Regions from separate parts of the Homo sapiens genome. Here region 1 is linked to region 2. The links are chromatin loops, found by intact Hi-C in ENCODE. Cell type or tissue: adrenal gland. All regions are shown on one strand. Each heading gives the region's core, and the rest is flanking DNA. Links, peaks and the distances in the headings are about the cores only.

Region 1 (16,209 bases), core at 5,049-13,048, 89 kb before region 2:
CCCTGGGAGAGACTGGACCATCCTCCCCCACAGAACCCAGTAGATAGCCGTCTTGGTGACAAGTGACGTGAAAACCTCCGCGTCCATTGACATGTGGTTACTGGGGCTCAATAACCGTGTGCTGATGTGCTTTGAAGTCTGCCACCGCGACTCGTGATTGAAATACGGAGCAGGAGCCCAGGAGGAAGCAGGATGTGCATTGATGGCCTGGGAAATACAGGCGGGAAGAAAGAAAGGGAGGAGGGAGGAAGGGGGCAAGAAAGTGTGCTGGCATACAAGGAGCACCAGGCTCGTCTGGGCACCATGCGGGGCACATGCCCAGCCACTGTCATTAGGGGTGCGCTTGGGTTTGGAGAGGGGCCTCTGATGCCCAAACCCTGCTTGCCAATCAACCCCTCCCCTGTCCGGTCCCTAACAGAGCTATTCACACAAGGGATAATGGCAAATGGGAAATCAAAGAGCCACTTCACCATTAGCTGAGGCAGTGGATGTGGATTCGTTTGAAAAGTTGAAAGCGGCATTGAATGTAGTTCAGCCAACCTGACAGCTGGCCCAGAGGCCTAGCTTTCAGGATTCCCTGGACAAATCTAGCCTGCCTTGGGACAGGCCTCCCAGCACGATCCTGTCCAGGACAGGGGTGCACCTGGACAAGCCAAGGGCTGCTTCCAGTCTGAAGAGAGAGCCCAAGCCCTGTACACAGATATTCCAACTGGTGTACTCCATTTCTCCAGAACGGGCAGGGTCACTCACTGAAAGGTTGGGCTCCAGGCAGCCTCTGGGGTGAGATGGCTCTAGATCTAGAGGAAGAAAAGGGAAAAGGGGGAGAGAGTTGGGGAAGGGAACTCACAATTGCTGTGGGCCTACCAGGTGACAGGCACCATGCTGGGTTCTTGGCATGTACTCACAACCATGTGGGCAGGTATTATCATCTTCATTTTAGAGCCCAAGAAATAAAAGCACAGAAGGTTTAAGTAAATTCCCCACAGTCACACAGCTAGAAAAGATTCCAGTCAGGATTTAAATCCTAATCTGTCTGATGCCTAAATCATGCTCTTTTTGGCATACCAGACTGCCCTCCCCTCCACATTTCCAGACCAAAAAAAAAAAAAGCTGGGGAGGGGTAGGAGGATTCTAAACACCCCTGCTGTGGCATGGACAGGGAGCACCAATGCTGACATCAGACTGAAAACCTGGTTACTGTGGCCTCCCTGCACCTAAACAAGTGGAGCATCCAAAGCTCAGAGGCCCGTCCCCCACAATCCTCCTGTCAATTCCAGGTGACTCCCCTAAAGTCAGGAACAAGGAACCTCCCCAGCAATTCTGTGTCAGCCCACACAGAGCAGCAAGGACCCAGCCTGTGCTGTTCTGCTTTATAAATCTGGGGCTTAGTGTGGCTGATTCAGGGCTTATGTAGAATCTTCAGGTGACAGATTGAGATGGGTAAAGTACAGAAGCCTTGAGCCCTTGTCCATAGATTTGTCCTCAGGGACTCATCTGGTGAGCATTTCCAGTGGGAAATTGCTTCTGGACAGTAGTGATGGCTTCAGCCTGTACTGTTGACATGCTGTCATCCTTGGGTCATCTGAGCATGACACCGTCAGCTGCCTGGACACTCCAGGAGAGGGCAGTGCCGAGGGCCTAGCTTCCCCTCCTCCTTCTGGAGACTAAGAGATAGGAAGATGAGGACACGTTGCTGGTGGTATTTCTTGACATGTGGAGTTTGTTCTCTTTTAGAGCAAGCAGGGACCCACATTGCTGTGCAAGGTCAGGCTGACACACAATGACTATAATAAAGACCACCTGTTTTATAGATGAGGACACCGAGACTCAGAAAGGTGAAATGTTTTAACCAGGGCCATGCAGCTTCCAAGTGGCAGAGCCAGGCTACAACTCAAGACTTGCTCTCCTGGCCAGGCACAGTGGCTCACGCCTGTAATCCCAGCACTTGGGGAGGCCGAGGCGGGCGGATCACCTGAGATCAGGAGTTCAAGACCAGCCTGGCCAACATGGTGAAACTCCGTCTCTACTAAAAATATAAAAATTAGCTGGGTACCTGTAATCCCAGCTACTCAGGGGACAGACGTAGGGAGAACTGCTTGAACCCAGGAGGCAGAGGTTGCAGTGAGCCGAGATTACAATACTGCACTCCAGCCTGGATGACAGAGCAAGACTCTGTATCCAAAAAAAAAAAAAAAAACACTTGCCTTGCTTTTCTAAAGTTCTTGCTCTTTCCAGCCTGTTAGACCCATAACTAACCAAATGGCTGAACTTACAGGAACCTGAGGATCTAACCTCACTTACATCACTGCCTTCTCTACCATGGCTCCATGCCAGTCACCCTGCGGTAGTTCCAGCTGTGGTAAGGGAGGACATTCCAGACCCAGAACACAATCCAAACAAAAACAATGTCAGTCGGTTCAGGCTGCTAGAACAAAAATGCCACAGCCTCAGTGGCTTAAACAACAAACATTTACTTCTCATGGTTCTGGAGGCTGGGAAGACCAAGATCAAGGTGCTGGTAGATCTGATGTCTGGTGAGGACCCAATTCCTGGTTTGCAGACGGCTGCCTTCTTCTATGTTCACATGGTGGAGAGTAGAGAGGAGGCAGGCTCTCTAGTGTCTCTTCCTAGAAGAGCACTATTCCCATTCCCAAGGGCTCCACCCTCACGACCTAATCACCTGTCAGAGGCCCCACCTCCTAACACCATCACATTGGAGGGATAGGATTTCAACCTATGGATTTGGGGAGGACAAACATTCAGTCCCTAACAGGAGTGGAGGAGAGATAGACAGGACAGGTTTCAGGCTGGCAGTGACATGTCACTTCCCATTGTTGGCAGGAGCTGCAAACTCAGCAGCAGCAGCCTGTCCATGGCTGCCGTGGACATCCTCTACATTGACATCACACGGAGGTGGAACTCCATGACCCTGGACCAGCGGGACTCAGGTATTTGACAAATGCCTCTGCCATGGCCTGTGGGGGTCCTGACAGGCATGGGTGGTATATTTTCTGTTCCTTCTTGTCAAGGGTTCAGATGGGGGAAGAAGATGATGCCATCAGATCTAGACATAATCCCAGGGATTGAGCTGAATTTAAATGCTGGAGCACTGTCTGCTACCGAATTCTCATACCACCGTTAGCATTCCTTGCCTTTGCTTAAGGCTCAGATTCCATCCATACTGGGAACACTCAGTTATTCATTCATTTGTTCACCCCTCACACACATTTCCTGAGCAGATGCTGGGCCCAGCCTTGGGTGGGCTGGAGGGTATAGTGCTTGGTTCTCGTCCTGAAAGAATTCACTGTAGCATTGGGAGGCAGATGAGAAAATGATGCTAGGTAGTAGGATGCCTGGCTCGGAGGGAGAGAAGCTCAGAGAAGCTATCCGGGAACTCAGCGGAGGAGCTCCTCATCCAGGGAGGGCCAAGGAAGACTTCAGGAGAAGGGTGTACGGGATCAGCTGGTGAACAGGGCTGGGACAGACACTCTGGCAGGGCTATTGCCTGGCCGTGGCCTGGACACAGGTGAGGCTGTTGAGCTTAGACCATACCAAGTAGCCCAGATGGGCTGGAGCAAAAAGGGATGTGAGAAGGGGTAGAGATGGGGTTATGGGAGCTGTCAAAGCCTTGAATGCCACACAAGAAAATTTGATCTTGATCCTCTAGGTTCTGTGGTGAAGGGTTCTGTGAGAAGAACCCACCTTTAGGTGGATGAGTTTCCTATCTTTTTTCTCACAGAGGGTGTTTCTCTCTCTCTCTTTTGTTTTTTGTTTGTCTTTGAGACGGAGTCTCACTCTGTTGCCCAGGCTGGAGTGGTTGCAGTGGCACGATCTCAGCTCACTGCAACCTCTGCCTCCCAGGTTCAAGCAGTTATCCTGCCTCAGCCTCCCAAGTATCTGGGATTACAGGTGCAAGCCACCATGCCCGGCTAATTTTGTATTTTTTTTTTTTTTTCAGTAGAGACAGGGTTTCATCATGTTGGCCAGGCTGGTCTTGAACTCCTGAGCTCAAGTGATCCGCCTGTCTTGACTTCCCAAAGTGCTGAGATTACAGGCGTGAGCCACTGCGCCCAGCCCAGAGGGTGTTTTTCTAAAAAAATTATAATAACCATAACTGATATTTGTACAGCTCATCACAAAACTTCAAGGTCCTTTCATGCATATTTCCTCATTAAATGTCCCGGTAAACCAGTGCAGTAGGCATTATGAGTCTCATTTCACAGACGAGTAAACTGCAGCTCAGGTGACACAGATCACACAGGAACTGTGAGCCCGCAGCACCCTGGCACCCACGCCACGCCCTCTTCTGGCTGCCTCCCTCCAAAAGGGACGCACAGAAGGGAGGCACCGGGTCGTGAGGAGTGGGGCAGCTTGCTCCTGTGAGTCTGTGGAGAGGACATGAAGTCAGGTTGGGAGATCCAGATTAGAATTGATTATGCCATTTCCTGCCCATGTCAGCTTGAAAAGTCATTCCACCTCCTTATCTCCAGTTCCTCATCTGTAAAATGGCGCCAACAATCCCTGCTCTCCAGGGTGGCTCTGAGGTCTTTGGAGTCCTCGCTGATGGTGCGAGGCAGTTTATCTTATTAGTGGACACCCCTTGGGGAGAATCCTGGGGGCAGTCTGCCTGGCAGCTGTTGCACCCCTAGCCAATCCTGCCCTACACCCATGTGGGCCAGAAACTTCCCAACTACAGAGATGCAGCCGGTCCTTCCTGCAGGGCACTGGCGCTCAGACATCATTTGCTGTTTGGCTTTGTGTTTAGTAGTGATGCTCCTGGCTGCCAGTTCTTGGCCAATTCTTATATGCCAAGCACTCTGCAGGCACTTTACATGTGCAGCACCGGCTAGAATTCTCCTAGAGGTAGATATGATTATCTCCATTGTGCAGAGGAGGAAACTGAGGCCTAGAGAGGCATGGCTGGTGGATAAGGTTCAAACACCAATCCACCCGAGCCCGTTCCAGGTTGCCTTCTCCTACTCACTGGTCCTAGAGTGAGATGACCACCGAGCTCCCTGCAGCTCCCCTTTCTTTAAGTCAAAAGCAAAACCCAGGAAATAGCAGCAGTCATTGAATCAACAAGATGAGTGCCTCTATCGCATCTCTGCAGTTGGCAGCTCCCTTACAGCCCTCCCTGGCAACCAGGAGAGGCGTGAGATGGAGCGTCTTCAGGAGAAGTAGGCAGATTAATTATCATTTCGAGGACTGAGAGTGCTCATGTGACAATCGAGCAGCGGCACTTTCTGCTGACACCTTCAGAAAGCAAAGAAGTGTTTGCTCTGTGAGCTGAATGTGGGGAGTCATCCAGGATCCCACGGAGGGGGCCAGATGAGGGGGTGGGAGTGGCAGTGGAATTATTAAATATTGAAATTGATCAGGAGTAGCAGCAGGAAGCTATTTATCATGTTTTATTGCTGCAAACTAGCATTACCATCTGGCCCATTGTTAATTCTGAGTAGTTTTTCATGTTTTGTTTGCCTCTTAAATTGCTCCCGGTAAGCGGAATCCACGGGGGCTGTCCGCAATTCAAGCTCCGGTGAGGTTTTCTGGGGTCTGCCAGGGTCTCCGTATTCTGCTGACCAAGCTATGGAAATGAGAAAAATACTTATTTTTAGCACATACTGATAAGCAAATTCAGGGCTGGGATCTCCCAGGCCCTTGGCCAGACCTCAGCCCCTGACTAGGTGGAATAGTCATCACCAGGTGGAATAGTAGTAACAGCAGTTTTGAGATTACTTCACTTGTGCATATATCGCTGCAAATTCTCACGCCAGGCCTTCGAGGTGGGCAACAGCACCCCTTTTTACAGATGAGTACCCTAAGGTTCCAAGAGCAAAAGTGACTTGTCTAAACTCCCACAGCCAGGGAGCAGCAAAAGAAGGCAAGATTTGAACTCAGTCCTCCTACCTCCTCACCCAGGGTGCTCTCCCCCCATCCAGGGCTACACCAAGCAGTGCTTGTTCACTTAAGTGATACAGAGGGGGCAGGGCTGGTGAAGCAGGAGTCAGAGGGGACGGCAGCAGCGGGAGGATAAAAGTCAACTCACAGGGCCTGCTGGGAGGACAGAACTGGAGCAGAGAGGGTGCCTGTCCAACCTCCTGTCTCCCTTTCCTCCGTCCTCTGAGTTTTCCTCACTCCTGGAAGGAAATAGCAGGGCCTGGGGGTCTAGGAAGTGGGCCTGGGCATGAAAGCCACACATGGGAAGCCTTCTGTGCCTGTGGTCTCAGGAGCCACTGCTGGTGCCAGCCAGGGCCCAGTTCTTGCCTCCTTCTCAAGGCTGGTCCAAGCCCCTGATTCTCAAGGAGAGGGGCATCTGGAGACAGCCACCTTCTTAGGACCGTTCAGGAAGCTACTGAGTAGCAAAAGGAGCAGTCTGTGGTTAAGTGGTCGTTCTTCCTTTTGCCAAGTGTCAGCAGAAAGACCAGAGGGTCTTCTTTTCTTCCCTCCATGGTGTGGATCCAAGGGGTTCGAGGCCCTCAGATCCAGTTAGGTACTGGCTGGAGGTGTGGGTGCCATGCTGAGGGAGACGGCTTTCCCCATCCCACAGCTGCTGGGGGCTGAAAAGAAAGAAGCCTGTGAAGAATGATAGAGCCTGGGTTCTCACGCTCAAAGAACACGTACTCATTCATTCATTCATCCATTCAACTAACAGCTAGTGAATGTGTTACCAGGTATTGTGCCCTGCAGGGATATAAAGATAAATTAGGTACAGATCCTAGCCTCTTAAGGGAAAAAAAGAGACCATTTACTGAACATTTATGTGAGACAAAAATAAAAAATGCTTGCTAAGAATTACCTCATTTACTTCTCACACCATCCTGTGAGATAAGCATTGTTATTCCCATTCAACAGATGGAAAACCTGAGCCTCAAAGAGGTGAAATTACACAGACACGTCAAGTATTACAGTGGGGGCCAGTAGCAGTGGCTCATGCCTGTAATCCCAGCACTTTGGGAGGCTGAGATGGGAGGACTACTTGAGGCTAGGAGTTCGAGACCAACCTGGGCAACATAGCAAGACCCCGTCTCTATTAAAAAACTTAAAAATTCACCAGGCATGATGGCAGTTGCCTATAGTCCCAGCGACTTGGGAAGCTGAGGCAGGAGAATTGCTTGCACTCAAGAGTTCAAGGCTGCAGTGAGCTGCAATTGTGCCACTGCACTCCAGCCTGGGTGACAGAGAGAGATCCTGCCTCTAAAAAATATATTACAGTGGGGACCCTAGTATTTGAATAAAAACCAGTCTAACTTCAGTGTCTGCTGCCCTTTCCATTATACCCAGTGCTCTCAGTCACAAATGAATATGACATACAGTTGACGATTGCAATAGTATATGACCAGAGCTATCATGGGGGGAAGCAACAGAGGAAGGTTGCTGTGAGGGTTAAGATAGAACGCATACAAGGCACGTAGCATGCTGTGACCCAGAAAAGCCACCCACTGTGCATTCTGTATCCTTGAGGGCCTAGCACATGGCCTGGAACATGCAAAGCATCTCGCCCAGTGCCCAGTTAATGTTTGATGAGCAGACAAATGCAAAAATAAAAGATGCCCTGCATCCTCAAAGCAGGGAATCCTGAGTGTGAGAACCGTGGCTCAGAGTAGAGGTGGTCTCTTTGACAGGGTCTCCCTCCCCTCCTCTGAACGCCCATTTGGACTGGATCATCACCCATACCCAGTGCCTGCTGTGTCAAAGTGCTAAAGCATCTTCCCCTCTCCCGCAGCCAGCCAGACCTTCCTTCTGCCGTTATAAGACTTTGGTGCCCACTGAAGGGGTTAACCAGATCCCTGATGCTTGAGACCTTTAAGAACAAAAATAACCTGCAAAAGGAGACCTTGCTATTGAAATGGAGAAGAAAAAATGGTGCTTAAAATAATTAGGAAAAAAATAAAAACTAGTGAGAAAAAGCATGCACATGATGAAATCTAAAACTCAAATAATCCGTTTAAATAAATTTGCTTTTGATTGTTTGTTTTGTGTTTTATTAGACCTCAGGTGCATAGAATTAGATTAGCCATCACCCATCACCCTGGGTTCATGAGACACTTCCATCATGATCCACGCATAACCTACTTTTATTTAGTTAGCTTTTTAAATTAGCTATTTTTAATAATGGAATAAGCATCCGCAAACTCACCACTCAAAACAAAAGCTAGAATTTGACAGTGACCTACATCTAATATGTGGCTCTCCCCACCTAAGGAACCCCCCGTCTGCACCCTGGGTTCATCATTCCCCAAATGGGCTTGCCTTCACCTCTGTCAGAATGTCAATGGCTCTTCAAGAGCTGGATGGAATTTAGTAACATGTAGCTTATGCTCTCCAGCATGCCAATGTTAATTGTCATTTAAAAAAAAGATAAGAATTTTAATTTTCACTTCTAGAATTTCCAGCAGGACACAGAACTCTAAATGAGGATGTTATCAGCAAAACTGGGATGTCGTAGCCCTCGAGTAGCCCTCTCATTGCCCAGAATTCAAATAAAGAAACAAATTTGTCAGTGAAGATGCATTTATTTCATGTAAATTGCACTCAGGAGGTCCTTCTTATCATGGAGACTTTGCCCTCAGCTCTTTCCAGAGTGGAATTTCACATCTCCGTGGTAAGAGATGAGGACAGCATCAAGATTAGGCAATTAAAGGCAAAATCATGGTGTCAGCTGTGAGAGACAAACATTTTACTCGCAAAGGTAACATTTGAGCTGGGCAACCAAGAATCTTGTCCTGGTCCTAACAAAAGACCAACATCTGGGGGCTTCTGAACTTTGTTTACTTCAAAGCCAGATGTTTTTGCTATTTTAAGATATAAGCTAAAGGTCCCTTTCAGTAACCAAAGGGAACATGAGAGCAAAGGAAGAAAAAACTGACTGTGGAGTCTTCCCCACGTCCCCTTCCCATGAGAGCTCAAACACCACACACCTCTTGCTTGGAGAGGGAGATCTAAGAATGGCATTGTTTATTATCTGACATATGCTGAGTGCTCTTTGACCAAAATAAGAAACATTTCTTCCACTGCTTGATGAGCTACATGCCTGCCTCCTGAGCTATGTGCCCAGCTCCGGGGGCTGCCTTGGGTTGACTTGCTATATACCCAAAGCCACAGTCTCCAGAATCAGACAAACTGGGCTTTCAATCTGCGCTTGGTCACTTGCTAGCTAACCTCAGGGAAGTTAGGCAACTTCCTCCAAGCCTCAAGTTCATCAGGTGTAAAGTGGAGATAATAATGGTGCCTGCCTCCTGGAAACCTTGGGATGGATGAAATGAAACAAAACACGGAAAGCGCTCAGGGCCATGTCTGCCTGTGGAAAATGCTCAGGAAGCGGGTCTGCCCCTAGTGTGATCCCATTGCTCCTACTGCACTACTTTCTCGGGAAGTGCTTCTGGGGCACCTACCCCTGCCAGCTGCTCTGCAGGTGCTGGGGACAGAGATGGGAAGAAGGGCCTGCCTCACAGCCAGATGAGAGGGTCAGGACGTGGCCGCAACAGACTCTCCCTTGGTGGCTGACAGAGTGCCAGGCCCTCCTCATCCCACCCTGGCGACAGTGGGGACAGTGAGGCTGGGGAAGACAGAGGAAATGTGGTGCTGGCAGCCTCGTCCATGGCTGTGTGAAGCAGGAGCCCTGCCTGCTCCCATCACTTACAGGCCTGTGCCGGCCCCCAGCTGCCTGCAGTCACTGGTCTCACAATTCCAACCCCAGGGGAGGACATTGGCGCATTTCAGGGCCTTGAGAGCTGGACCCCTGTCCACTCTGCATCCCCACTCATCACTAGCCTCACACTCACTCCAGCCAGAATGGCCGGCCCCCTCAGGCCCCCACCTCTGCAGGAACCCCCTCTCCTTGCTCACCACCACCCCCCAGGTCCCCTCCCTCACAGAGCCTCCCCCAGTGCTCAGGCTGGGCCCAGTACCGTCTCACCTGCTCCGCAGCACCCAGCGCTGCCCTTGACCACAGCACACATTGAGTACTGTGAAAGGGCCTGGACATCTGCCCCCGACATGAGGCCAACATCCAGGAAACAGAGCTGTTCCCGCCTGCATGAGGCCAAGCACTGAGACTGGCATCTAGCAGGTGCCCTGCTACACATGTCCCATGGACCAGGGCTCAGCCGCGGCAACCCACCAATCCCATGGGTGTCTGAGCCTCATGACCATCTCTCAGCAAAATCCCTCAGTCACCGACTGCGAGTCATCTGACGCCTCTGCTCACATCGGCTGGAGTAAGCCCCAGCTGAAATGTATTTGGTTAACGATGCACTGAAATATTGAAGAGTATTTTCATTTGGAATGTTGAGCGCAGTCTCCTTTATACATAAACATGGCTTGCCCCCTCCCCCTGAAATACAGGAGGCCTCGGATAAGTAGGCCAGTTTCACGCAGCGCCTCGTGCGAGGTGTCTGGCACGAACGATGTTCTTCAGCCTTGAAATTATCTCGCAGTCAGATGGGCCTCTCTGGATGTGTGCCCTACACGCTTACAAAATAGTTGGCGTCAGAATTATTTTTAATAAAAGCAAGAGAGCCAGCAGAGATGCCGGCTCAACCTCCCCCTCGCTCACCCAGACCCTGATCTCCCAGGCCTGCTAAAGCCACTTCTGCACCCGTAGTGCCACCAGACTAGGTGGAGTCACACCCGCTGCCCCTTTGTCGGGCGAGTGCCTGTCCTTCCTCATCCTCAGTCACCTTGAGGGTGGAGAGAATAGGATCTCTGCCCATCGTCTGGCCCCACCCCCCAAAAACAGACAAAGGGGAGAAAGCTGAATTCTTTTTGATGTAGGCCTCCCCTCTCCCTACACTTGTTGCCCACCATCCCCAGATCTTGTAGGAACAGCAGCCGCAGGATCCAGTGTTGTGTAGAAAGCCGGCAGCTGAGTTAGACAGGCCGGGTTTCAATACTCTGCTACCTTCCCTCGGGAAGCCCTGAGAGGGGGCACTGCACCTCTGGGAGCCTCAGTGTCCTTTGAAATGGGGCAATGACATCTACCTTGGGGCACTGTCAGGATTTAGTGATAAAGTATGCACCTGGCCCAAACAGTAGCTTTTTCTCTGTCTAACCACCACCATCCTTCCTGGTGGGTGTGTGTGTCACAGATTACAAACCATTTCCAAAGTCACTTGTCCACACAGTGCACACACTCCCAGTGAGCTCTACCGTGACCCTATATACAGAGGAGGAAACCAAGGCTCAGAGGGCTAGAAACAGCTCCACAGGCAGGCAGGGGCAGAACAGGGGCCAGCCCCGAGTCTCAGTCCTGGTCTGCCTTGCGCAGTGACAACCGTCACAGGCACATGAAGATGTGAGCCCCGTCCCGGCCCTCAAATTCTCCCAGGCCTGAGAATTGGGCAGAGCTGTGTTTAGTAGGATGGTCTGGCCCTTGGTCTTGGCTAAGCCTGGCGTTAACAACAACAGCATGTCCAGGGAGCTCTCGGGGCTGTGAGGGCTTCCCCCCCACCACTCCTCTCATCCATCCGTTCCTCCCACAGCCTGGAGCAGGCAGTAAATTGTTTGCACACACTTTATTGTTGCAAAACACAGCACTCAGTGCTCCCAACTGCACTGAGGGGAGGAATTTCTCTTATTCCAGATTTAGAGCTGTGGAAATAAGGATGGGACGGGTTAGGGGCCACCTCCAATAGCCCCTGCAGTGCTCAGGCTGAGACCCAGGTCTCCTGACTGTATCTTCTCCAGCAGGCTCTCTCCTAATGCAACTGCCGGTGATTGACGCCAACACCAGCTACATTTATCAAGCACCTAACACAGGCCAGGTGCTGTAAAAGCCTTTTTTAAAAAATTAATAGGCTTAATATTTTTAGAACATATAGTTACAGAAAAAATTGAGCAGATAGTACAGAATTCCCATGCACTCTCCCATTCCCATGCACACAGTTTCCTTATAACACCATCTTGCATGATTGTGCTGTTATAATTAATGGAAAAACCTTGGTATATTATGATCGACTCAAGTCTGTAGTTTGCATTAAGGTTCACTCTTTGTGTTGTACAGTTCTGTGGGATTTGACATTTGACAAATGTAGCCACCATTACAGTGTAATACAGAATAGTTTCACTGCCCTAAAAATTCCCTGTGCTCCCCCTGTTCAGCCCTCCCCTCCGTGAGCGCCTGATCTTTTTACTCTCTATAGTTTAGCCTTTTTCAGAAAGTCATATTGTTGGAATCATATCGTATCTAGCCTTTTCAGACTGGCTCTTTTCACTTAACAATATGCATTTAAGGTTTCTCCATGTCTTTTATGGCTTGCCAGCTCATTTCTTTTTATCTCTGAATAATAGTCCATTGAACAGATATGCCACAGTTTGTTCGTCTATTCACTGACTGAGATACACCTTGCTTGCTTCTAGTTTTTGGCAATCATAATTAAAGCTACTATAAACATTCGTGCGTGGGTTTTGTGTGGACATAAGTTTGTAGCACGATTGGGCAATTACCAAGGACGTGATGGTTGGATTGTATGGTGCAATGGTTAATTTCAGGTGTCTACTTGACTGGAGTAAGGGATACCTAGAGAACTGGTAAAGCATTAGTTCTGGGTGTGTCTGTGACAGTGTTTCCATAGGAGATTGGTGTGTGAGTTAGTGAACTGGATGGCGAAGATTCACTCTCAATGTGAGTGGGCACCATCCAATCAGCTGGGGGCCCAAATAGAACAACAGCAACAAAAAGGCCAAGATGACTCTCTTTCTCTTTCTCTCTCTCTCTTGCCCACCACCTCCCCACTCCTCCCCCTTCACTGCTCCCTCATGGAGCTGGGACACTCTTCTTCTCCTGTCTTTGGACGTCAGAACTCCAGGTTCTCTGACCTTTGGAATCCAGGACTTACACCAGGTCCTCCCCTCACCCCCACCCCTCCAGCTCCAACTACTTAGGCCTTAGGCCTGGGACTGAGAGTTACACCATTGGCATCTCTTGTTCGTGGGCCATCAGACTTGGACTGAGCCACACCACTGACTTCCTAGGGTCTCCACTTTAAAGATGGTCTGTTGTATGTGGGACTTCTCAGCCCTGAGCCAATTCCCCTAATAAATCCCCTTTCACATATCCATATCTATGAATATCTATATCTATCTCTGTATCTATCTACATCTGTATCTATTTATCTCTCTGTCTATATATATATGCAGTGAGTCTTCCATATCCATGCATTCCACATGTGCAGATTTAAATCAGCCATGGATTGGTAGGTTTTTTTTAAGAAAAATAAAAAATAATATAACAATTTTAAAAATACAAATAAAAAATACAGTGTAACAGTTACATAACATTTACATTGTGTTAGGTATTATAAGTAATCTAGAGATAATTTGAAGTATACAGCAGGATGTGCATAGGTTATATGCAAATACTACACCATTTTATATAAGGAACTCGAGTATCTGCAGAATTTGGTAGCGGTGGGGTTACCTGGAACTGATCTCCTGTGGATGCTGAGGGACGCCAGACTGTCTTCCAAAGTAGTAGTACCATTTTGCATTCCTACAGTAATCAATGAGAGTTCTTTTTGCCCCACATCCTTGTCAACACTTAGTGTACTCAGTTTTTTGGATTTAGCCATTTTGATAGGTATATAGTGCCACCTCATTGTCTTACTTTGCAATTCCCTAAAGACATTTGATGTTGAGTATCTTTACATACGCTTATTTGTCATCTGTATAACTTCTTTGGTGAGATGTCTGTTCAGCTCTTTTGCCCATGTTTTAATTGAGTTTTTTTAATTGTTGAGTTTTAAGAATTCTTTGTATATTTTGGAGACAAGTTCTTTATCAGATATATATTTTGCATATACTTTTCTCCCAGTCTGTGGCTTATCTCATTTTCTTAACAATGTCTTTTCAGAGGAGAAGTTTTTAATCTTAATAAAGTTCAACTTAACAATTTTTTTCCTTCATGAATCTTGCTCTTGGTCTTGTGTCTAAAATTTTATAGCCAAACCCGAGGTCATCTAGATTTTCTCCCATATTATCATCTAGAAATTTTATAGTTTGTATTTTACACGTAGGTCTGTGATCCATTTTGACTTCATTTTTGTGAAAGGTGTAAGTTCTGTGTTTAGATTCTCTTATTTATTTGTTTTGCTTATTGATGCACAATTGTGCCAGCACAGCTTGTTGAAAAGACTAACCTCTCTACATTGAATTGCATTTACTCCTGTGTCAAAGATCAGTTGACTATATTCACAGGGGCCTACCAGGACTCTCTCTTCTGTTCCATTGGTCTAGTTACCTATTCTTTTACTAATACCATACTGTTTTGATTACTAGAGCTTTATAGTAAATTTTGGAGTTGAGCAGTGTCAGTCCACTGACTTGGTTCTTTTTCTTCTTCAGTGTTATGTTTGCTATTCTGGTCTTTTGTCCTTTCATATAAATTTTGAATTAGTGTGTCAATATCCACAAAATAACTTGCTGGGATTTTCATTTGGATTGTGTTGAATCCATAGATCAAGTCAGAAAGAACAATAATGATCTTCCTATTCATAAACATGAAGTAGCTCTTCATTTATTTAGATCTTCTTTTTATTTCTTTCATCTAAGTTTTCTAGTTTTCCTCATATAGATCTTGCACATATTCTCTTAGATTTATACCTAAATATTTTATTTTATTTTGGTGCTAATGTAAATGGTTTTAACTTCAAATATGTTTTTAATTTCAAATTCCATTTGTTCATTGCTAATATATTTTTAAAAATTGACTTTCCTATAATAACCTTGTATCCTTCAAACATACTATAGTCATTTGTTACTTCAGGAGGTTTCTTTGTCAATTCATTGGGATTTTCTACATTGACAATCCACTGAACACAGAAAATTTTATTTCTTCCTTCCAAATCTCTATACCTTTCATTTCCTTTTCTTGTCTTACTGCATTAGCTATGACTTCTAGTCCAATGTTGGACAGGAATGGTAAGGGGGGGGACTTTTTCTTCCTGATGTTAAGAGGCAAGCGTCTAATTTATTTCCATTAAACTATAAGATTTTTTTGTAGATATTGCTTTATCAAGTTGAGGAAGTAATCGCATTGGTCATGGTATATGATTCCTTTTTTTTTTTCTTTTTTTTTCCTTAGCGATAGGGTCTTGCTCTGTTGACCAGGCTGGAGTGCAGTGACACAATCTTGGCTCATTGCAGACTCAAAGTCCTGGGCTTAAGTGATCCTTCTGCCTTAGCCTCCTGAGTGGTTAGGGCTACAGGCATGTGCCCCCACACCTGGCTAATTTATTTTTAAAAATTTTTTGTAGAGACTGGGTCTCACAGGATTGCCCAGGCTGGTCTCAAACTCCTGGACTCAAGCAATCCTCCTACTTTGGCCTCTTAAAGTGTTGGAATTATATTGGTGCCCAGCCTGTGATTCAATTTGCTGATATTTTATTGAGGGTTTTTGCATCTATGCTCAAGAGGAATATTGGTATGCAGTTTTTCTTTCTGGTAATATCATTATCTGGTTTAGGTATTAGGGTAATGCTGGCCTCACAGAATGAGTTAGGAAGTGTTTTCTCTGCTTCTGTATTCTGAAAGAGATTGTAGAGAATTTGTATCATTTCCTTCTTAAACGTTTGTTAGAACTCACCAAATGAAGCTAGCTGGCATGGTGCTTTCTTTTTTGAAAAGTTATTGATTATTCATCTAATTTCTTTAATAGATAAAGGCCTATTCAGATTATCTGTTTATTCTCGTGTGAGTTTTCATAAATTATTTCTTTCAAGGAATGGATCTATTTTATCTAATCAAATTTGTAGACATAGACTTATTTGTAATATTTCTTTATTTTCCTTTTAATATCCATGGGATAAGTAGTGATAGTGATGATCCCTCTTTCATTTCTGATATTAGTAATTTGTAATTACTAATTAGTAATCTAATAACCTTTTCTCTTTCTCTGTTGTTGCTTTTTTTGTTTGCTTTTGTTTGTTTGTTTTTGGTTAGCTGGGCTAGAGATTTATCAATTTTATTGATCTTAAGGCTTTTCAAAGAACCAGCTTTTGGTTTTATAGATTTTCTCTATTGCTTTCTTCCTATTTTTAATTCATTAATTTGTGTTCTGATTTTTTTTTTTTTTTTTTTTTTGAGACGGAGTCTCGCAGTCTCCCAGGCTGGAGTGCAGTGGTGCGATCTCGCCTCACGGCAAGCTCCGCCTCCCGGGTTCACGCCATTCTTCTGCCTCAGCCTCCCGAGTAGCTGGGACTATAGGCGCCAGCC
Region 2 (14,634 bases), core at 1-8,000:
CCCACAACACAGTGGTAAGAAATGCACACAGCAGCATACACAGTATGTTCTTGCTTTAAAACAAACTGAAGAAGGAAAAGAGCTCTATGTGTGTGCGCCTGCATGTGTGTGTGCGCTTACACATGCACAGATCGTGTCCAGAAGGCTGCATACCAGTGCTCTGAGCGGTCACCTCTAGGGAATGGGACCAGGAGGCATGAAGGGCCTTCCAGGCCAGTTTCAGCACCTTACAAAAGTAAGGTGGTCCCTTGGAGCCCTAGAAAGCAACAGATATTCGGGAAGTAGTTCCTGGTAGACCCAGCCCTTAAGTCCAAGAACTAGTTGCTCACTGTGTGGGCTGAGGCTGGGGGTCAGTGAAGTCTCGGGCTAGGGAGGGCTCACTTCAGGTGACTGCAGCAGTGTCAGAGGTGTCTAGGGAGTAACCTTGTCAACTGATGGTCAAGGGCAATCCTAGAAAGGTTTTCGACTTCCTGCTGGACAAGTGGAGGTACAGGGTCTTGAGTCATCTTCTTCATACAGGCGGATTCACGATCCAATTCTATTTCTCACATGCTCTGGCAGGCAGCACAGTGGCGCTTGTCCACTAAAGGCTGAGTGCATGCGGAACACCCCAGCTCTAGTACCCAGAGTGGGGCAGCCTTGGCAGATACTGCTGAGTGAACATAGCATTTGCCCACAGAGAAAATGGGGCCCACAGATCCCCAGTGTGTTCTGACAGGACCTGGCCTGATCATGCCACTTGGGCAAACTCTCTGCCCTCCATGGTTACTCTGGAAGGGGGAACACTAAAAGCCTGATGGCAGCTTTTGGCCCCACCTCCGCCCCACGGCAACAGGCACCTGCTCCAGCTGGCTGACGGCCTCCCAGAGCAGTGAGTGCAGGCTGGAGAGCTCGCGGCCCAGGTCGATGTAGCCCTCGAAGCCGGCTGTATTGGAGAGGGTCTCGGGGTTGGAGATCTCCAGCAGGAAGCGCTGCATGTTGGTCCACTCATGCTCTAGGAACTGGTTCATGAAGGACATGTATTCCTCCTTGCTGCCAAATCTGGAGAGAGGGCAGTTGGGTGAGCACTACTGGGCCCAGGCAGGCCCTGCCCAGGAACTCCCTCCACTGGGACACCACCACCCGCTTTCCCCACTATGGCAGGCTCCCACTCCATTCACTCCCCAAGTCAGCTGAATATGCTCTGACCCAGGTCACCAGGGCCCTCCTTGCTCATGGTAAGTCCAGCGATCCTTTTCTGAACCTTTTATCTCAGGACCTGGAATGTTCTGTGTCCCCCATACACTGCCTGTTAACAGTGTCCTTCGGCTTTTCCTCCAAGTTTCACTGCCCTGGTATGCAGATGATGCTCAATCCCTGCTCAACCCAGGTCTCCCAATGAGCTTTCAGGCATGTATTAATATATCTGCAGGCACCACCCCTGGGAGTCCCTCCTACTCAGCCTGCCACACCTGAAGTCATCATCAACACCCAAACCCATGCCCTCCTCCTGAGCTCCCTACCCTAAGTGGAGACCCCACTACCCATACAGATACACCTGAGACAGAATCTCTGGCAGCTGTCAACTCCTCCCTCTTCCTCATTCCCAAATGGCACGGCCCACTGATTTTGCCTTCTAATCACCCCTAACCTTGTCCCTTGCAGCCACTGCCTCCTGTACCCGCTCCCCTCCCTGCGAATTTTCTGCTATTGTTGCTGGAACCACAGCTATGCTCTCCTTTCACGTCTCCTGGCTACCATCCTGCTCCCTCCAACCCATCTGCCCACTGCTGTCAGGGTGAGCTTTTCAGGATCCAGAACAGAGGAAGGCCATCCTCTCCCTTGTTTAAAACCCTCTGGTGGCTCCCACAGCCCTGTCTGGCCTTCAGGTCCCTGCTGTCCTCTTAGGTCTCATCGCCCGCTTCTCCTGACCTGGCACAGTGCATGGCCCTCCCTGGGATGCCCAGCCTCTGCTCCTCTTGAGACAATGAACGCCTCACCCTGACATGCAGTTGGGGGATCATGTCACCCTGGAGGCTTTCCTGTCTCCTCTCCCAACAAGCTGAGAGCCCTCCTAAGAGGCTCGTGTGTGTCTATCACTGCTCTCCTGCTCATTCCACACGTCTCCCTGGCTGAAGTGCTGAGCGCCACCAGGACTGATTCATCTTGGTGCCGTCAGAGCCCAGCACACAGATGGCCCCAGGATGGGGCTCAATCTATGTTTTGAGAATGAACAACAGTGAGACGACCCAGCCCTTCTACTTCTGCCCACTTGCTCTAAGGATGCAGCCAAAAACACCAATAGTGCTTTATCAGCAAAGACATCCTGATAGCCTGACACCAGGATGGTGGTGCCCAACCCAAGTGCCCAAGCACAGGGAATGGATTAAGGAAATATGGGCCAGTCCCCCTTGGAGGAATATTAGTCATTTATTTCAAAACAGGGCTTAATGAATGTTAAGGGATATGTGAGAATCCTTATAATAATACATTAATTCAAAAAAGCAGAAGGAAAAAAATGTCTCATGTCGTCACCTTTAAAAATTAAGAAACATACCAAAATGACATATACCTTGAGTAGAAGGACAGGGTGTGGAGATTTTATTTTTTAAAAAGCGGGAAGGAGAAGGACTGAGGATGACAGGGACAAAACCAGGGCCTGTTTATGGTCTCTGCTCAGCTTGGGGGCAGAAACACCCCCAGGGCCTGCCCTGTGGACACCAGCCCTGCCCAACTCTGCCTGGTGAGGGAGGAGGCACTCACTTGGCAAAGTTGGCCAGGTTCTGGGTGACCTTGGCGATGAGGGTGAGGGTGCGGGCAGTGCGGTCATCAGGGTACTCCTGCAGCAGGTTGAAGAGTGAGGGCGACATGATGGCTGGGCAGAGGAAGCGCAGGAAGAGGGAGGCGCTGATGAGCCGCTCACTGATGTCCGGGCGGCCGCGACTGCTGCACTCCTGCCTCCACGAGGCAAACACCTCTTTCAACTCCCGTGGGAAGACACTGTGTAGGGACAGACAAAGGTGGGCTTGGCTGTCAGGCAGGGGCCCAGGACAGGAGTGCACAGAGCAGGAACCTGCATTCCAACCTTGGCTCTACCCCGCCAGCTGCGTGAGGTCAGCCCCGCTGTCTGAGCTCTGAGGACACAGCCATCTGGGGAGAGCAGTCAATACAGGGTGGCTGGAGCAAGTGCCCAGGCAGGAGGAGGAGCAGGGAGACCCAGGCTCCCATCGGGCAGTGGGTTCTCAGTGAAGGGCCGGGCAGGTGGGATGGGAGGAGGCATGAGGAGCTGGCTCTCCGTCCTAACCGGAATTAACTGCCAAGGGCCAGTGCTGAACCACCTCTCCAGCTTCTGGTCTGGGCCCTCCCCACCTCTCTGCCAGTGTCTACTTCATTTTTCAACCCAAACAGCAGGCATCTGGGTCTAGGGGGAAGTGAGGAAAACAGGAATAGACCACTATTCCTTGGGTTCCCATCACTGGCTTTGAGACTAATTTCCTTTGCTTGAATAATGTCACAGGAATCCAGGATTTCCTAAAAGCTCAGAAAGATCAAGAAGATGGGACTACCCCTGAACACGGTGGGACAACACAGCTCTCCATTCTCTACATGGGGAGGGAAAGGGAGGTAGTGACTGCCCCAGGGTGATGGAGCAAGCCGGCAGAGCTGGCCCTAGACAATGGGGCTCCTGGTTCCACTGGGCATCCTGGCCTGCCATGGTCAGGCCCACCTGGCCAACCCTTAAGTGGGTTTCCTATCTTTTTTCCCTAAAAGATGCATCTCCCAGCCTGGGGCAGGCCAGGCCCCAGTGGTCCGTGAACTCAGTCTACACTTGGCTCTGCCATGAGCTCAGGGTGATCTGACCAAGGCCCTAGCCCTCCTGGAAGGCTTGGGTTTTCTCTCCCCTAAACTGAGAGCAAGGCCTGCCCTGCCAAGCTCACAGAGCCATCGTAAGGCTAAAACCCCAAGGCTACAACAGGCTTGACCAACTTGAAATTTCTTCCCCCACAGGCCCAGCAGCCTGCTCAGCAGGCTCTCCTGCAATGCATGCTGGCTGACCCATCAAGGGCACACCTAGCGGGGAATGAAGGTGAGCCACCTTTAGCCGTGGCTCTCACAGTGCCTGGCACAGAACTGGACAGGGGGCAGGTGTTGAGTGGTGACATCTATCAATGGCCTTGTCCAGAATGGAGAGGTGCCTCTGATAAATGCCAGAAAGAGGAAATGGAAAATCACTGTCCACAAATATGTTTTCCCTGAGTCACATGCCCAGCCCCCCTGGAAGAGGGGGAGGGGGAAAGCACAGCCCAGCTGGGAATGGGAAGTGTGTTCCCAGAGTTCAAGGCCCTACAGTCGCTCTCCTCCACCGGCCCAGGGGTGTGGAAAGCTGCACATTTGTGGCCCATCTTGAGGTGCCCATTTGGCCCAGGCAAGCACCTTGTATAGCCCAGGGGCTAAGGCCCTGGGTGCCAACCCTCCTGGCCTGCCCATTCCCCCTGCCTTTTCTTGTCCTTGGGGAGCAGCAAACACTTCTCTGGCCTTCCTGTGTGCCCAGTCCTGAGGTGGTGGGCTCACCTGCCCCCAGGGTGCCCCAGCATTCACAGGAAATGTTTTAGGCACAGGCACAACCCTATCCTGATGGGATCAGGGCTGCGACAGAGGGTACCAGGTGTGGCCTCGGAGCAGGAAGGGCAGGAGTGTATGCAGGGGAAGGTGCAGGTGAGTGAAAGAGATGAACCTAACAAGGAGTGAGGTAAGGCCGGGGAGAGAGTGGTGTCAGAACAGGCTGTGGACGGAGGCTTGGGTGGGTGGGGGCTGTAAGCCCTGAGCTGGAGGGGGACACAGGTTAAACCTGGGCAGCTCCTCTGGGGTGAATATGAACCCACTGCTTGGGCTGACAGCAAGGCCCTCCCGCACAGTCCTGTGTGCCACCACAGAACGAGGCTATACTCGGCACCAGGCTGGCTGGCCATCACACACATATATCCCAGGAGCAAGCTGGTGGCCGTGAAGTCGGCCTTACCGCAAGTTTCTCCGGGACTGATTCCGGTCCTGCTGAGGGGCCTGTCTAAGCAGCCCACTGCTGCATGCCCTGCTGCTTTCTGGGGCTGGCAGAGTCTGCAGACCCCGTTCTACTTCAAAGTCTAGTCCTTTCTGTTTATTCTCTAGTCCCAGCAAGAGGCCTGCCTGGTGCTCAGGCCCCCAACGTGCCCCTGCTTGGCCCCATCACAAGGCTGTGACATGAGCACCTTAGCTCCCACGGACAGGTGAGGAGCCTCAGGTGAAGCCATCCGCCCACCCCAAGTGGGGGCCCACACAGGGCCTGCCAGTCTCACTCCCGCTGCAGCCCAAGCACCCACAATAGCCCCCGGCACATGAAGGGCGCTCCCTCATCACCAGAGACGGCAGACTGGCGTGTCCAGGTTCTTTCCATCACAAAACCACAGCAACATGCTGAACGCTGCCCCACCTGAGAGCTCAAAAGGGACTAGGCCAGGGGACTGGCAAGTCAGTACAACTCAGGGGCCAGGCAGCATCAGGCACACTGCGGGTGCCAGACACTGAAGGACAGGATGGGGAAGGCGACAGGGTGGGGAGACCTGGGCACCGCACTGACCAGTAGGAGTTGATGATCTTGCAGAAGGCCAGCTCGCAGCACATCTTGAGGTTGCCCTGGTGCTCTGGGAGGTCAGCGGCCGAGCACTTGCTGGGATCCACTTCGCAGTTCTCATCTGACTCATACAGCGCTTTGATGAACTCACCTATGGACAAGTGGGCAGGGAGTGGGGAGTGAGGACCTGGCGGGCCCTGCCCCACCCTCTGCCCTGCTGCTGGCCCACTCCCTACCTAGGGCGTCCTGCAGGTACTTCTGGCCCACTAGCTTGAGGTACTCCTCAATGGCCTTGGTGGCCAGTGTGTTCTCCCGGAAGATGAGGTGCTCGTTGTCCCCGCAGCGGTCCACCTCTGACATCATCAGGTCTGTCAGGAAGTCCTGGGGAGGCAGGAGGTGGAGAGAGCAGGACCTGAGCTGGCCTGGCATGGAGGGCCCTAGGATTCCAGACCTAGCCAGAGAAGTCCTGGCATTTTGAGGCTGTTCCATCACCAAGCTGCGGGGGTCCCGGAGAGGAACAGTGTGCCCACCTTTGGGGGCTGCTGGGGAGTGTGGGCAGGGCAGGGGCCCCCAGCCAGGGTAGGAGCCTAGAACTGGTGACAGTAGAGCCGGGTCTATGGATGGAGGCAGCCTGAATGAGAGCATGCCACGTGGAGCCACAAGCCCCCACCACCACAGAGAATGGACTCATTTCCATGTACAGCCCTGATCAGGCCTGGCCTGGTGACCACAGCAGGACTCGCCTCTCCCCGCACCATCAGTGCCAAAGAGGACAAATGAGGCTGCCCTGTCTCATGGTAAGAATGGCCATCAGTATCCACCTATGACTCTGGTGGGGGCTCCCACACCAGACACAGATGCCTTCTGTGCAGCCCCACTGCCCGGGGAGGTCGTGAGCCACCATGCTCAGGCAGGTGAGAGCAGGAAGTGATGTGCAACTGGCTGGAGAGGGAAGGTGGAGGCGCCACTGCCCACCTGGCAATCCAGGGTAGCAGCCCCAGGCCCATCAGGTCCCACACACAGTGTTGTGGGAAAACCCCAGCACAGGAGCCCGAACCCACACCTTCCCCCTACTCTAGCAACCATGCAGATACTAACACCCTCCCTCAGAAGCCCCCACCTCCTTGTGCTCACAACTAACCTGTGGCTTGGGGGAGGGGAAGAAAATAGGAAAAACTGTCATAGTTTCAAGGGAGGGTGACAGTCAGGGCAGGGGGCCACCTAGCACAGAGCCTGCAAGGTGCCCAGGAGGGGTGGACCCAGGCATCTGTGCTCAAGAAATTCCTCACTCCGACATGCACGACCTTGGGGTCCTTTAAAACAGAACTGAGATCTAGACACAGGAACCCAGGGTGCACAGCAGAGGCACAGAGGGACAGCAGGGGCAAAGGGGAAGCTGTCATTGGCTTCCTGGGGATCATGTGGCCTGAGGACCCCTTCCTGACCAGCAGGCGACCTCCAGGGTCTCATTCTCTGAATACACTAAAGCGGGGGTCAGAGGTGCATCTCCCCCGGGGCTCCTCCAGGGCTCCCGCTCAGGACTGCAGCCTTCCTGAACTCCCGCAATGAGAGCCAGGCCCCAGTGCTGGGATGAGAACTTCCTGAGAGCCAGGACCCAATAAGGGGGAAACCAATGCACACACAGCAGGAAAATGACTTGTCCAAGGCCACACAGCCACCTGGGGCCAGATCTGGTCCAAGTCCCTTGCTTCCCAGACTCCGTTACTCCTCTAGCCGTGGAGACGGAAGAGGGGCTAGTTCCCAAGTATTCCAGGGGTGGGGGCTTAGGTACCTGTCACCCCAGCAGCACAAGTTACTTTCTATGCTTCTATCTACTGCTCCCCAATCCCACTGAGGGCCTTTGGGGTTGGCTGCAGCCCTGACTTCACCTCCCTCCACGAGCACCTGGACATACCTATCATTTCAGGCTGCTTCAGGGAGGAATCCGCTTCCCAGGCCAGCCCCAGCCCAGCCCTGGGAACCAGGTACTGAAACATCAGACACAACTGCAGAAAATAATGCAGCCTCTGCAGCCCCCATCACTCCCTCTCTGGTGCCCATGGGTCCTTGATTCATTCCGTTTCCCAGCATACGTCCCCAGTGTTGACCAGCATGTTAAGGACGGGGCAGCCAGAGCTGGCCCAACGTGCAGCCTAGCCAGCCAAGTCTGAAGGCTGGGGGAGAAGGTGAGGGAGGAGGTAGCTGAGCACTACAGAGGAAAACTGCTCCCCATCGCGGGTCCATGGGGAGGAGGTCCCCGCCCCAGCCCTGCACTTGCAGCATACAGCAAGTGCAAGAGGGAGGGGGGCTGCAGAGGCTGCTGAGGCTTCCAGCCATGGCCTCCCCTTCCAGGGCCTCTAGGAACAGGTGAGAGGGTGAGGGACCTCCACGAGTCTTGTGCCCTGGACTCTGCCCTGGGGTATGGCTCCCAACTGTGCCTCCCCGACCCAGAGCTAAGGGCCTAGGACCTTGACACAGGGTGCCCCTCAGCCACCTGCCACTTGGCTCACAACACGCCACTGTCCAGAGGGCAGAGGCCCAGTCCTTAGCCCAGCACCAGGGTCCATCCACGCTGCAGAGGCCTCAAGTCCAGCCCCTTTTTCCCACCCTCTTTGGCCAGCTTCCTGAATGGCAGGTGGCAAATGTAAAGAGAGAAGGTCGCCTTCGAGGCCCACAGACCATGCTCTACTGCCTTCCTAGGGGCACCCTGGTCCAGGAGCCCATTTGTCCCCAAACCGGGTAGGTGGGGCTGAGGCACGGCTTGCATGGTGGGCTGCTGGGCCCATCTTCGGGAGCGGAAGGTGAAAGGGGTCATGGAGATGGACATTGAGCACCTCTGGCCCTGAACTAGGACTTGCCTGGGTGGGTCTCAGACGATTCCCGCTTCTGTGAGGCTCTGGGGTGGGGCTGGCTAACCCTCGAATAGTACAATTTTGACTGTGTCTACCTGTGTGACAATCTGTGTGTCTGGGTGAGAGTGTGGGGTGAGGTAGAGCTGTGAGGGAGGCTCATCTGTGCATCGTGCTGGGGAGGTCTGCCGAACTCCATACCCCACAGGGGACGTGTGTTTGGCTCACTGCGGCTGGTGGCGTTGTGGGACCTGTGTGCTGGGAGAGCCGTGGCCACCCAGCCTGTTCCCCTGGCGCCTCAGGGGGTCGGTCCTCTGCAGCAGTGGTGGAAGGCACCTCAACCCAAGCCCACTCCCTCACTACCAGCTGCAATCCCATCCACTGGCTCCACACAGGCCTCAGTGATCAGCTCCAGCCACAGAGCAGGAGTACAAAACCCCCAGCCCACGATAGAACTTTTGGGTTTAGGGAGCCCTTCTGGTAGTGACCGGTGCCTCCAAGGCCTCTGTTAGGCCTGAAATGTACGGATGTGAGGAAGGGCAGGTAACCCAGTGCTGCCGCCCAGCCTGTGTCAGGAGCCGAGGGGCCTGCACGCACCTTCACCTTGCCCGTGCTCTGCAGGATGTGCACCAGGGCAGATGCCATCTCCTCCTTGGTCTTGGCACTGAGGATGGGCTCGAGGGCTGCACACAGCCCCAGGTAGTGGTTGGTGATGTGCTCAGCGAACTCTTTGTACATCTCCATGGGCAGGATGGTGATGGTTTGGTAGCGCGCCTTGATGCGGATCATGGGTCCAGGGCCCTTGCCGCCCTTGGGGTTGGGCGTCACCACCGGGTACCACTTCTCCACGAACTGCCGCCCGGCCACCGAGGCAGCAGGTAGGCTCACCAGGCCCAGGTAACTGTTGCGCTCCTTCTTCTTCTTCTTGTCGGTCTCCCGGTACAGGTGGACAGTGACCGTGCGCAGAGGCGGCAAGTTGTGGAACTCGAAGTGCTCGCCCCAGAAAACATTGTCCGTCTTGAGCTTGCCCGTGGTGCGGGCATAGAGCACATCGTCCAGGCACAGCTCGCACAGGTACTTCTTCTTGGCTGGCAGGTCCTTGGCCTCGATCACCCACAGCTTCAGGATGTGCTCCACACGCCGGCTGTTGTCCTGTATGTGCACGGGGGTCCAGGGTGGTCAGCTGGGGGTGCCACGTGCAACCCCCAACCAGCCCAGAGCCTGAGAGAGTCCTCAGACCCAGGAGGAGCTCTGAAGGTGGAGGCGGCAGCGGGCGCCTAGGCCCTAAGTCAGGATGAGGCAGGGCATGATGGACAAGGGCTGGATCTCTGGTCGACCTCACAGAAGCTCACTCACCTTGGGCAAGCAACTTAACTGGAGCCTTGGGTTGCTTGTCTATGAAACGGCACTAAGGTAAAACCCCCATCTCATAGAGGGCGAGACTGAGAGAGGCCAGCACAACGCCTGACACGTCACAGGCTATGCCATTATTAACTCTTCCTTAATATGCTGGTCTGTACTGTAACTTAAGAGATGGCTATGGTGACCAGGACTTGGTCAAGCCCTCAAGTCGGCTAGGGAGACAGATACAGAAGCAGGGATTACAGTGGGGGCTCCCAGGACCTAATGGGGGAGCCCAGGGGCAGTGGGAACACAGAGGGCACCAGCCTGGGACAGGGGTCCTCACCTGGAGGAGGGGCAGACATCTAAGGTGGAAGGGGAAGATGAGCAGAACTCAGCCAGGGGCTGGGGAGTAGGGACAAGGGGTCCCAGCAGAAGGACCCCAGGGTCCAGCACTCATTTCCCCAAGCCCAGCCTCAATGTGTAGCTTAGAAAACAGAGGCACACAGCACCTGTCTCAACCTGGTCAACTCAAACGTCTCTTTCAGAGTCCACCAATATTGTCCACTCGGGCCCTGCCTCCATGCAGGCTGACCACCCCCAATCCCAGCCCACACCACAGAGATAGTCTCTCTTGTTTCCTCCTATCTGAGCCTACCTTCAATCCCCCATGCTTTGGTGAGAGGGGCGCAGGCTTACCTTGTTGGGATGCACCGCTCGCCGGAGGTTCTCCATCCACTTATCCCGCTCAGCTGCAGACCGGCAGGAAAAGCACTTGCTTCCTGATGACGTCGTCACCTGTGGGGAGCAGGCAAGACAGTGTTATGAGGGAAGGGACCACAGCAAGGGCAGGCAGTGATGGAAGAAGACCTTGGAGGCTCAGGGGACTCTGGCCATCAGGTCTGCATCACAGCTTCAGGAAGGAGCCAGGACAAGGCTCATATGACGCCTCTACTTCATGTTTTGCAGGTGGTACACTTGAGAGCCACTGTCCCAGGGCAAGTCAGCAGCCGGAGAGTGGCCCCATCCTGCACGAGCAGGCTCCTCACTCGTCCCTCAGTGCCCTCTGTCCAATAGGAAAGCATCTTCCTAACTCTAACCTCCCTCTCCCTGAGATGGGAAGAGGGAATGAACGAAGACCTTGCCCAGGTCAGAGGGCAATGCTTAACCCGAGCGTACTTTCCCTAAAGGCGGAACCACAAGAACCAAGGAGACAACTAAAGGTAGGTACCAGAATCCCCTCAGTCCTCAGCTGACAACTCTGAGGGTTCTCTTCCGTCAAGCAGCAGTGACAACAATGGTAATATAAGCCTGATATTTTTTATGCCAGACTGGAGAAATGAGACTCGGACTGTCTGGATGTGCCAGGCCCTAGGGTCCCCAGTCCCTGACCCTTCTCCTTCCCTCTCTGTCTGACTCTCACTCAACCTCTGGTCCAGCTTAGACATCTCCTGCCAGGTAAGGGAGCCAGTCCGGGCAATTCCTGCTGTGTGTTTCCACTGTCCCCAGCAGCAGACCCGGGTCTCTGCAGGGGAAGCACACTCCTCACACGGCATTCGAGGGCCTGCACCCTCCACAGAACCCCCTGCTGTGAACCAGCAGACAGGGCCATCTTCACCCTATCCCTGGCAAGGAAGTCAGAACCCAGATCAAGCCTGGCTTGGCCAGGAGTCCTGAACCAGAAATGGTCCCCAGTGGGCACAGGGTATGGGGCAGGTGCCAGGCACCATTCTGTTTTTTCCCCAGGGCTGGGGGTGCCAGGAGATTGTCACACTAGTCCCCAAGTGGCTGCTTTTCATTACCAGGCTCATTCCTCTACAAGAGAGCTCTCCTAGTTATGCATGATTATTGGGGGTAGGAATCTTCCCAGAAACTGGTAGGAAGCAATATGAATAACTGCAGAAGCAATTAGTAACTCCCAGGAACACCTGCAACAATAGTAACCCTGCTCCCGGCTTGGTCTCAGCCTTGCTGTGTGACCTCTGATGTCTTTGTGCCTTCTCTGGGCCTCAGATCCCCCATTTCCTATGAGGGACTGGACAGGTCATCCCCAGGTGGGTCACTGGCTCTCTGCATTCAAACCTCAGGTCGCAGAATGCCAGGGCAGGACAGATTTGGGCTCTCATTGTTCACAGTGGGAAACAGGCCCAGACAAGGGGAGACTCTCTGCTATCCACACTGCATTTGGGAGGTGAGCAGGCTCTAAGACATGGGCTCTGGTGCTTAAGAAATTCAGGCTTTTCCCCTACTCACTGTCATCCACTGGGGGCCCCAGCAGCTTCAGGCTAGCATGGAGAACAGGTGCTGGCCCATTTCCAGAGAACCTAGAGAGTAGGAAGGACAGCCTCCACCCCAGCTCCACCAGGTCTCTTAGGAGCTGAAAGCTATCGGTAACTACTAGCCACTGTCCCCAAGACCCTGGCCCCTGCTGAGGCCACAGCAGACTGGACTCCAGGAGGATGTCTGGAGGAGACCAGCCAGGCCAGGAGAGGATGGGGTGTCCACCCCAACCCCTGTGATGGGACCCACCTCGAAGCAGTAGTCCTGGCCAAGGATGCTGCTGTGCACGGGCTTGATGACCACCTCTTCCTCCATGCTGAGGTCCAGCGCCTCCACCGCACTGCTGGGGCTGAGCAGGGACTCGTGGGAGCGAGACTCCTTCAGCCTCGGCATCAGATGGGACCTGGGGTGGCAGTAGGTGTGTCAGGTGGGCCCCCACAGCCCGGGTCAAGCTGGTTGCCATGTCCCACCCATCTGCCCTGGCCGTGCCCCTTCCAGCAGGCAGCCACTCCTCTCCACTCTCTCTCCTTTCTGTCTTAAGACAGATCTGGGGGCAGGGCTGTCACAGAGACTGGTGGGAACCTCCTCCCGACTGCAAGAGTCTGGCTGGGGGCTCAGCCTCTCAGAGAGCAAGAAGGTGAGGATTAGGCGCCACTCCGGGGTTAATATTTGCAAGTGAGCCTGCGGGGCCTGGGCCAGCTTGGCTCCTGAGAAGTCTCAGAGACCCAAGGAAAGCCCGCCTGACCCAGGCAGCTGTCTGCAGTTCTGGGCGCTTTCCCATTTCCCCTCTCTTTTGCACTGGTCCTTGTCCAAGACTGAGCAGTCACTCTGCCCCAACATTTATCCAGCATACCACTGCCAACAGCCCTTCCTCATACACTGTCCCACACCAGCAGACCCACACGAGGGAAAGCCACAGGGACCCTGCTGCTCCCATCTTACAGATGAGGACAGCGAGGCGAGGCGAGTCTCGAAGCAGAAGGGATGCAGCAGTCTCTGCACAGTACCCAAGACACACACTCCATCGGGGTCCCCATGCTGGGACTCAGGGCCCAGGTCAGTGGCTCCGACACAGGCACAAAGAGCACAGGGCTGATGCCACCCGGCACCCAAACGCAGACCAGACCTGGGCCCGCTGCTCCCCTGCTGTGTGGCCCTGGGGAAATCGTTCTCCTCTGAGCCTGTTTCCTCAGTGCATCACAGGGAAAGCACCGCAGATGACACCTGCTCTAGGGTTAGGTAAAGTCTCTCCAAAGTCAGCAGCACAGAGCAGTGTCCTCTTAGAGCCCCCAGCCCCCACGGTGGGACAGAGGAAAAGCGTGAGGACAGGCTGGGCCTGCTAAGACCATCTCTGGTGCAGAAGCTGAGCCCTGCTTGTGTCCAGGGCTCAAACCCTGGGGTTGGTGAAAAACCTACTCCAGGCTTAGCCCACATGGACCTCCTACCCCCAACGCCCTATGCCCTTTGGCTCCTGGTTCCAATGGTCCAAGTGCTCAGTCCATCATTCTCTCCCTGCCTCGCCAAACCAAGACCCCTACCTTGGGCTATGCTGAGGCTTGGTCCCTGACCTTGAGGGGCTCGCAGCTTGGCAGAGCCACCAGACACTTCCCTGTAGGATGCATACCCTGTACACTCATTTCTGCGACTGCCCCGGGTCAGCGGGCTGAGGCCCACTCCATGGGTGCTCAAGAATCCAGAGGTGAGCAGGAAGAGCCCTGCTCAGAGGGACTCAGGCTGACAGTAGCCACCCTCCCACCCCAAGCTCCACATCTCCATGGCAACAGCCCTCTGAGCATAAGAGCCCTCCCCAACATGGAGTCCCATGCTAGATGCCGTAAGGAGTCAGAGCTGAGGGAATCCCAACCCTTAGATACCCCACAGAGGCCAGCCCAGGAGCCCCAGTCAACCGGCTCCCTCTGCCTCTCCACACCCAGCACGAAGCTGGCCTCTGAAAGCAGAGGGAATGGGCAGAGCCAGAGGAAAACTGTGAGACAAGTTCAAGACAGGGGGGAACCCTCCCCAACTCCCACAAGGACTCCCACCTGGGGCTTCCCGTTGTGGCCTAAGCCCATGGACAAGCCCAGCATGTGCCTCTGCTCCTCTGAGGCACTCTCCCTGGGAGGTCCAGTTCACAAAGGGGCACTGGCCTACCTGCCACGCCACACCGCCACACCACCACATCACACCGCCACACCGCTGTGTTGGAACAGGCCTCTTCTCCTGATAATCCCTCAAGGCCTTGCTCGAGCGGCCTGGCCTCCTCCCCATCACGGCAATGACCAGTGCCGTGGGTGGGCCTGCCCTCCCTGGGCTGAGATTCCACCTGAGCCGCCCACCTCCCAGGGTGGACTCCAGGCCTCCCTCCCACATGGGGCTTCATACCTCAGTGGAAGAGACGCCCTGCCTGATAGTAGGGAAGTCACACTGGCTGGGATTGGGCTGCTTTCTGGCCTAGCTTGGAAAATCTCTGCCAGGTAAGGATGCTGGGAGCCAGGGAGGGTGGGGTAGGGACCCAGGAAGTACAGAGCGGGGAGCTGGTGAGCTGAGGCCGCCTCCTGCCTGGGGCGCATGAATGAG

What was found. A loop is a pair of places that touch in the nucleus more often than their neighbours do. Peaks named below come from ENCODE experiments on the same cell type or tissue, not always from the same donor. Only the 100,000 strongest peaks of a DNase experiment are listed, where the experiment ranks them.
Region 1: a loop joins it to region 2, with 1.9 times the contacts of the local background. A loop is called at or near these places in 9 of 110 quality-filtered maps.

What each region holds. Positions count from the first base shown.
Region 1 is chr9:121,847,076-121,863,284 of GRCh38, reverse strand. TTLL11 (tubulin tyrosine ligase like 11) reads left to right here. Exons shown (of 9, transcript NM_001139442.2): 8 at 2,842-2,948. Among named protein-coding and RNA genes, the nearest start is that of DAB2IP, 200 kb to the right of the region's middle. In adrenal gland, for the core only: no CTCF peak of the experiment used is centred there; no DNase peak of the experiment used is centred there; H3K27ac peaks cover 1,387 bases.
Region 2 is chr9:121,754,839-121,769,472 of GRCh38, reverse strand. DAB2IP (DAB2 interacting protein) reads right to left here. Exons shown (of 16, transcript NM_001395010.1): 4 at 12,307-12,460; 5 at 10,477-10,575; 6 at 9,034-9,588; 7 at 5,824-5,968; 8 at 5,594-5,738; 9 at 2,743-2,979; 10 at 840-1,041. Among named protein-coding and RNA genes, the nearest start is that of DAB2IP, 110 kb to the right of the region's middle. RefSeq lists a silencer at 5,449-5,743 and enhancers at 13,799-14,382, 14,505-14,634. In adrenal gland, for the core only: no CTCF peak of the experiment used is centred there; DNase peaks (open chromatin) are centred at 4,102 and 4,352; H3K27ac peaks cover 3,444 bases.